Regions from separate parts of the Homo sapiens genome. Here region 1 is linked to region 2. The links are chromatin contacts, found by Hi-C in ENCODE. All regions are on one chromosome and are shown on one strand. The core of a region is the stretch at or near the end of the contact, and the rest is flanking DNA. Distances in the headings are between cores, read along the strand shown. Region 1 overlaps NALCN (sodium leak channel, non-selective). Region 2 overlaps NALCN (sodium leak channel, non-selective).

Region 1 (4,180 bases), core at 984-3,483, 49 kb after region 2:
TCACTTTCTGCCTTCTCATCACTGGTGGTTACTTATTGGTTGGAAGGAAATAAGTATCTCCTATGATAGTTGTGTTTCGTAATTCTCTTATAGTTGAATAAATTTGCTATTGCCTAATGGACGCTTATAAAATATCCAGCACAAATCATTGAAGTTAAAGAGGCACAAGGACATTTTATCATCTACATAGACATTTTAGCAAGACAATTCTTTCATTTGGCCTATTTAATTTTTCCAGCCTTTTAACCCTTATGTTTTGACCTAGAATTCACAACTACCTCATACTGCAAAAAGAGACAACAATCAAAAGGCTAATATTCAAGGTTTTAATCTTATTTGCACGACAAATTCAAGTCCAACAATACCTCTTGTCTCCTTTTATCTCAAAGCTTTAATTTTAGGGAGACACAGATTCTGTACAATGTAGGTTATACCATTGTTTATCTCATTTTATTGGAAAAATGCAGTATTTATAAAAGTTTGTCCAAATTTTAAAGTTTAAAGTTGTTTATCCTTTTTGTCCCTTTGTAGATTGTAAACTCCATGAAAGCAGCCACTCTGTGTTGGTCACCACCATATTCCTAGGGCCTGGGCCAGTGCCTGGCAGATGAAACACAGGTATGTTAATCTGGACAAAACATAAAATGTAGATTAAATGGGCAAAGGAAAGTAACAAAGCAGAGAGAGGTCAGGGAGAGGGGCTGGTGGAAATATTCAAAGAGGAAACACATGTAAAAGGGAAGAGTGTGTTGGACCATGTGAAGAGCCACAATTATAGAGGTCAGCAGACTTTGAAAGCCGGCCAGTCTGCTCATCTGCCATCCTGGAGGGTCTCCAGGAGGGGACTATCCAGATTAATTTCCATGAATGGTGCCCGAGGCCAGTTGGTGACCCACACCAGCTGCCAGAGCTCCCGAGGCTGCAGACCTGCTTTGCTGACTAAGGATGCCCCAGGCCCTCATTGCCAGACTCAGCCACCTCCCTTGAGAGGTGCTGCATTCCCCACATCCCTTCCCACAGTATCTATCACGCATTGCTAGCTCAATGGCTCCACTTGTCTCCAGACACTGGCTTCCATTTCCTCTGCAGATGCCCATTTCATGGCCTCATGTGACCCTTCTCCCACGTCGGTCCTCAGAAATGTGGGCCAATGGGTTGTTTTACCCTCTATGTCGAGAAATTCCTCTAGGTCCAGCCGTGCAGGCACTGACAAAGCTGCTTTGGCCTCCCCTCTGCCCTGCCCTTGTCCTGGTGATTCTTTTATACCAGTCCTGATGCTGGCTTTGACTTTAGAGCCATTGCTTGTGTAGCTTCAGTGTTCACATGGCATTTGCAGGAGGTGGGACACCATCGTCCTCCACCTCAGCATCCCAAACGTTAGAATATCATCACATTCATTAAAGTGGCTGAGACTTGTCATGAATTGCTGTGGGTCAGGCTTGGCTCATTTAATCCTCACTGACACCTTAGTACTACAAACACCATTTTACTGATACAGAAAGCGAGTTAAGCCATTTGCTAAGGTCGCATGGCAAGGAAGTGCTACTGTGGGTTGGATCCTGCCCTCCATGCAAGCTTAATCCCCTGTCCCTATCAGGCTTTCTTTGTGTGGAGGAAGTTCAGGTGCTATTATCAGGTGCATTTTCTTGGACTCTGAGAACCCAGGCTCCTTCCTGCGGTTTCTGAGGTAAGGGGTGGGGCTCTGAGATGCCTTCAGTCCCTGGAAGAGCCAAGCATAGGCTGGGTTTGAAGTTCATGTTGTTGCATGATTATTAACCACAACCAATAGACATGAGCATCTTGTTTGGGGCCATTATTGTTATGAACTTCTAAGTCAGGGTAAGGTCTCAGCTTCATTTTCCTGCTACTATTATGGAGATCCTTGGGTGCTTAGCCCCTCTTTGTCGCTTGGAGAAAAACCTCATGTTTTGGTATGATTAGCTTCTGAGCAGAGCGATGGTGGTCTGGGCCCCATTAGACAGCTCCAACCCATGGAAGCCACAGACAACTGTTGGCCACAAACCCAGAACAGTCATAACTTTGAACTTCCTAGGACTGTCACAGATTACACAGATGGAGAGAAACATCCTGTTACACACCAGGCCTTTCTCTATTTCAGTTCTCCACCAACACACTGGCAAGTCGTTCTTATCACTCTTACATTAAAAATGAAAAGACTGTGGCTTAATGAGACTAAACACATCCCTGAGTTCACCCAGAGTGGATGTCTGGAGCGGCATTCCAATGAATCCGTGCTCGCCTCCACAGACTATGTTCTTTCCACTCTGCCATGCATGTCTGAACTTTCTGAAACTTTTCTTGGCTTGGTTTTGAGGAATTTGAACAAATTCCTGTCTGGTATACTTTGTGAGAGCAAAAATTCTGCTTTTAAAGTTAAACAGACTAGCCCAAGAAAAGGGAAGGGAGGAGGGGTGAAATTTCCTTCCTGCATTTTGGATTAGCAATAGTTCTTCTGTGCTTTTGCTTGGGTTGAGGAGAACATTTCTCTGCCTTCTCTGCACTCTTAGCTCCTCAAATGATTGTCCAACAAGAGTAGGTAAAGATAGTTTTAAATATTCTTAGAGTTCTAACCAAAATCCGATATTTAAAATTTAAAAAGCAGCAAGATTTTAATTATTTTCACTAATCTGTTAGGTAAATCAGAACAATATAAAATTTAGCAGTGACTCTGGTTTAGCTTTTGGGTGTATTGGGTGTACCTTTTGGATATTCCATACGATTACTGAAATTCTAACTATGGCTTTGTTCTGTGTTAAAAATGTAATCATTTGAGAAATATAAAATAGAGAAATTAGTTTATAACAATAAATTTGTTTTGACTTCAATAAATGAAGTCAAATTTCATGGCTTCATTTTTGGAATATATTTATAATGGACTGGGCATTTTGTCCTTTGGTTATTTAAGCCTGTAGTAGATATTGCTGCTTGCGACTCTAGACTCATTCTTCTCTTCTTCCTGGGCGCATGGCTGCTCAGTGAGGGAATATGTTTCCTAGAATTTCCTGCAAGGAGTTGTGGCCTTGTGACAAAGTTCTTCCTGATGTATGCAACTCCCAAGCCATCTACAAAAACTCCTTCCCTGGACTCATTTTTCCCTTCCCTTCCACCAGCTAGAAATAGAGAAGCCAAGGACAGACTTGGAGAGTAAGTGTTGAGTTTGGCAGAGATGCCACAGAGGCCTGCACTTTGGGATGACTTCATGGGGCCCAGCTCATCCAAATACCCACATACCCAGGATGGCAGCTTCAGAAAGAAATCAACTTGTGTCTTGCTTGAGCCATTGTGTTGTGAGTTCTCTCTTTAAAGCTTACTTTACCCCAACTATTACATAGACTGAGACTCAAAGTAGCTATGGTCCGTGGGCCCAGTTCTCAGAAACGGCTGATGTTCACAAGGATGTCTGTTTGGAAAAAATATGCTAACTAAAAATTATTGACATACAGACATTTTAGGATTTCACACAAGTATATGAAGCAGATTGGACGGTTCAGGGAAACAAAACAAGGCAAAGTTCCAACTGATGTCTGATAAAACAGCTCTTTTTTTCTCACAAAAGCCACTCTACTAACCTTGCCCTAAGTTACTGGCATACCAAGACACAGAAATTCACACTTCATACCTACACTTAGCCCGAAGAATGAACTCCACCCATAGATCTAAAATAACAAGGTAAAATGTACAATTTAATGTCACATAAAGATTTGCTTAAGATTCTTTGAAATGTTCAAAGGAGATACTTTGAATATGAGATTGTTACTTTTTAAATATAGGGTTTTGGTTTCATGACTAATGGTATGATTCAACAACATGGAGCAATAAATTATTTCTCAAGAAAAAGCATTATACTTTAATTTGTCCCATTTCAAGGCTTTAAAAATCTTGCCAAAATAATGCTATTTTTACCAAATAAAATGTTAAAATACAGGCAAAGTCTTAAGAATAATACACACACACACACAATTCAACATTACTAAACTCAGACATACCAAAGAAATTCACATTCTTGAAAGGACTACCAAGCCTGCATCTTGTTATTCTAGGCAAACAAATATGAGAAATATTTAGTACTGGAATAGGAAGTATTTTGGCAAGTTTTTGCAAGTGCTTTGACCTCACAGTTCATGACCATAATGAATGGCCACCTCAGTGATATAAATCA
Region 2 (4,638 bases), core at 642-3,141:
GGTCATCATTTCAACTCCTTTGCCAGCAATCCATCTTTTCCCCTTGTTTCTCAGTTCCCCTAACCTGAAAAAAATCCCTAAAGGTGGATTGATTTAAATGTTGCTTTTCCCTCTTCTTATACAGGGCTAAAAAGTCGCAGAGCTATCTGAATTGGTATCACTGTAAATCCATAGTCCTAAATGGATCTTTAATGTTGCATTTGCTGTATTGTTAATTTTTTGCCTAACCCCAGGCACCTCTTCCCTCTCCCCTTTCTTTGCCAACTTCCCACTTCACTGTCTCATCATCTGGCTGGATGCAGACCTTGCTTCCTACTTCCTGGGAAAAACAGAAATAACTTGATGAGGCTTCCTTCATTGTTCTTTCCCTGTGTTAGAAATTTACCTGCAAATATTAGTATCAGTCTAGGCTTCTTTCTGCTTTTTTTTTTTTTTTTGAGATGGAGTCTCACTCTGTCACCCTGGCTGGAATTCAGTGGTGCGCTCTTGGCTCACTGCAACCTCCGCCTCCCAGGTTCAAGTGATTCTCCTGCCTCAGCCTCCAGAGTAGCTGGGATTACAGGTGCCCGACACTACACCCAGCTAATTTTTTGTATTTTTAGTATAGATGGGGTTTCACCATGTTGGCCAGGCTTGTCTCGAACTCCTGACCTCGTGATCCACCCGCCTTGGCCTCCCAAAGTTCTGGGATTACGGGCGTAAGCCACCATACCCGACCTTCTCTCTGCTTTTATTGACAATCCATTCATCGTGTGCTGGATTTTCAGCAAAATTATACCTATTTTTCAGAGGCTGGGCTGGATATAATTTCTTCATCAGCCCCTGTCATTAGTTCTCCATAGCACAAAACTCTTATTGTTTATTGTTTTTTTTTTTTTTTTTTGCTAGATTGTAAGCTCCATATACCAGGTGGCCATTGGGCAAATGTTGCATCACAGAGACTGTAGCCCAGTAAAAGTTTTGTATTAACGGTATTTTGTTTCAGGAGACATACTTCCATGAAGAGGAGAATTCAGAAGCGACTACTTAAAAGTTTCTTGATATCCACGTAGATGTCTATGCTCGTTAGGTACATGCAATCAATTCTTTTTCAGAAAAGCTTGTGCGTGGGTAGACTAAATTTTTATTAACCAAATCAATTTTTAAATGTACTGAGAGAATTCTAGGAATGTAATAACACTTAATTATATGGCAAATTGATTTTTTTTATGTGAAAAATGCTTTGGTAAAAATAATAAAATTGTGACTTTTTTCTGTCTTTTCAGTTTACTTTTTCATAGGTTGGATTTATTGAAGCGTTGTACAACTGTGTATGTATACCTCACTCACACAATGAATGGGTTTCTACGTTGTCAATCAATTTTTTTGTAAATATGTAACCATTGAATTCTGAGATATATTTTAGGTAAGTTTTTACATTAAAAAAACAAAGATCTTGGAAAATTATTAAAATGCTTTAATATAAATGCAAAATGCTTATTGAAAGAAATAAAAATTAAAATATTTTAAGAATCAGGTATTAACAAAATTACCTTATCAATAGGAAGTACTATTCCAAAACTGTAATATGATATGTAGAGTGCTAGGGAGATGCTTATTTAATCATGAAACCTACCTTTAATTGGTGTCTTTAATGTAGGTTGTAACACCCGTTTCTAGAGGAGTAATTTATCATTACCATCTCTCTATATGTCCTTCCAGCCCTCTTCTACGTATTGCTGAGCTGACCAGCTTATTTATGATCTTCTGAATCTGTGCCTGCTTGTACTTAGTAGGAAACAAACTAATGTACGCTGAGAAAGGGAGAGATAATAAGAGGTGGATAGGAAAACAGCAAGATTCTAGAGTAAGACCCAGGGGAAAAGGGTTACCCTGGCAACGTGACATACTGTGAGGAAGATGACTCAGGCCCGCGGTGACAGGAAATGAATCAGGCCACACTGTGACCAGAGGAACCACTTAAGAAGCAGACAATGATTCAGCTTTGGTGAAAGTCAAGTAATGAACAGGCTACACTTCACTTTTGCATCTCTAAGAGGCACTGTCCGCGGTTCACCTGCTCCTTGCCCAGCGATCTGCACGGTGGAGAGCTGCTTACCTCCGCCAGGTAGAACTCGTCGTACTGCCTCCTGAAGTTTTCTCCTTTGTAGTAGTTGCTAGCCGCCACGATCACGTCCACGGTCACCATGCTCAGGATGAACATGTGGAAAACGGATGACCGCATCATTTTCTGAGGGGGCGAAACAGACAGACTCTTAACAAAGAAATAAACCTCATGATTAAGTGTAATTGACTTAGTCCTTGGCTGACAGCACCTTTGTGATGTGCTGCTATGCAAAACAGGGCTTCCAAGATAAAGCCATCCATGTCCCACACTGCTGAACTGGGCAGGCAAGGGAACCTTTCTTTCAGGCAGCTAAACAGTGACTAGGAAGATGGTTTCAGAGACTTTTGACTAAAAATGGAAAACATATATCATTTGTGTATGGCTTGCATCTTAATTTTTAATTGGTTGGTTGGGTAGTATTTATCCTTAATTCTGACTGTATGGATAAATGGCTTTTAAAAAGCTAGTAACACAAAACAAGTATTTCTTTATTCTGTGTTTAGGGAGAATACTGCAGATGAAAATATTTTAGAGATGATTATTATACAACTGGAAAAGTAAGAGAAACCTGAGATTTATTTTTTACTTATTACTTCCATAAATATTTGTTGAAAATTTTACTACAACTTCTAGTAAGTGACATGTACATCATACTTGCTCTCTACCTGGAGTTTTTCTAGGTGCTTTACATAAATTAACTCATAACAGCCCTAGGAACCTATTCTAATAAGGAAACTGAGGCTCAAAGAGGTTAAGTAACTTTCCCACTGTCAAACAGGGATTGAAGATGGACTCAATACTGGAACCCAAGTCTGGTCCAAGTCTACTGCCTACATTAAGATAAAGATAATTAAACATTAAAAAATAATGAGTATTATTTATTATTATTATTATTATTTTGAGAAAGAGTCTCGCTCTCTCGCCCAGGCTAGAGTGCAGTGGCGTGATCTTGGCTCACTGCAAGCTCTGCTTCCTGGATTCACGTCATTCTCCGGCTTCAGCCTCCCGAGTAGCTGGGACTACAGGCGCCCGCCACCACGTCTGGCTAATTTTTTTGTATTTTTAGTAGAGACAGGGTTTCACCACGTTAGCCAGGATGGTCTCGATCTTCTGACCTCATGATCCGCCCGCCTCGGCCTCCCAAAGTGTTGGGATTACAGGCATGAGCCACCATGCCTGGCCATAATGAGTATTATTATAAAGGTTATCATGTATTAAACGGTTACTATGTTCCAGGCCATATTATTCACATTAAAAATATTTGTGGGTACATAGTAAGTGTATATATATATATATATATACACACACACATAAATATATATATATACACATATATATTTATGGAGTACACAAGATGTTTTGATACAGGCATGCAATGGGGAATAAGCATATCATGGAGAATGGGGTATCCTTTGAGTTACAAATGATTATGTTACACTCTTTAAGTTATTTTAAAATGTACAGTTATTATTATTGACTGCAGTCACTGTATTATGCTAGCAAATAGTAGGTCTTATCTATTCTTTCTATTTTTTTTGTTCCCATTAACCATCCCTGCCTCCCCCCGTCCCCCCAGTACCCATCTCAGCCTCTGGCAACCAATCTCTACTCTCTATGTCCATGAGTTTGATTATCTTGATTTTGTGATCCCACAAATAAGTGAGAACATGTGATGTTTGTCTTTCTGTGCCTGGCTTATTTCGCTTAACATAATGATCTCCAGTTCCATCCATGTTGTTACAAATGACTGGATCTTGTTCTTTACTATGGTTGAATAGTGCTCCATTACGCATATGTACTGTATTTTCTTTATCTATTCGTCTGTTGATGGACACTTAGGTTGCTTCCAAATCTTATTGCAAACAGTGCTGCAGCAAACATGGGAGTGAAGATTTCTCTTAGATATACTTATTTCCTTTCTTTTGGGTATATGCCCAGCAGTGGGATTGCTAAATTACAGCAGCTCAATTTTTAGTTTTTTGAGGAATGTTCAAACTGTTCTCCATAGTGATTGTACTAATTTACCTTCCCACCAACAGTGTAGAAGGGTTCCCTTTTCTTCGCATCCTCACCAGCATTTATTATTGCCTGACTTTTGAATATAAACCATTTTAACTGGGGTGATATGATGTCTCATTGTAGTTTTCATTTGCATTTCTCTGATGATCAATGATGTTGAACACCTTTTCATATGCCTGTTTGTGTCATTTGTATGTCTTCTTTTGAGAAATGTCTATTCAAATCTTTTGCCCATTTTTTGATCAGATTATTAGATTTTTCCTATAGAGTTGTTTCAGGTCCTTATATATTCTGGTTATTAATCCTTTGTCAGAGGGGTAGTTTGCAAATATTTTCTCTAATTCTGTGTGTTGTCTCTTCACTTTGTTAATTGTATCTTTTGCTGTGCAGAAGCTTTGTAACTTGATGTAATCCCATTTGTCCATTTTTGCTTTGGTTGCCGGTGCTTATGGGGGTATTGCTCATAAAATCTTTGCCCAGTCCAATGTCCTGGAGATTTTCCCCAGTGTTTT

The links. A loop is a pair of places that touch in the nucleus more often than their neighbours do. Pooled maps may share reads with other maps.
Region 1: a loop to region 2 is called in a map of endothelial cell of hepatic sinusoid, with 6 times the contacts of the local background. The contact joins two enhancer-like sites. A Hi-C loop is called at or near these places in 2 of 168 maps with a recorded cell type or tissue (endothelial cell of hepatic sinusoid and sciatic nerve) and 1 of 50 pooled maps.

The regions. Positions count from the first base shown.
Region 1 is chr13:101,305,263-101,309,442 of GRCh38, forward strand. The region is part of intron 7 of NALCN (sodium leak channel, non-selective); the gene reads right to left. Among named protein-coding and RNA genes, the nearest start is that of NALCN, 110 kb to the right of the region's middle. Within about 2 kb of position 2,234, at least 2 of the 41 ENCODE cell types and tissues checked have a DNase peak (open chromatin) inside an H3K27ac peak, as active enhancers do.
Region 2 is chr13:101,256,345-101,260,982 of GRCh38, forward strand. NALCN (sodium leak channel, non-selective) reads right to left here. Exons shown (of 44, transcript NM_052867.4): 11 at 2,099-2,230. Among named protein-coding and RNA genes, the nearest start is that of NALCN, 160 kb to the right of the region's middle. RefSeq lists enhancers at 1,222-2,421, 1,752-1,811. Within about 2 kb of position 1,892, at least 5 of the 41 ENCODE cell types and tissues checked have a DNase peak (open chromatin) inside an H3K27ac peak, as active enhancers do.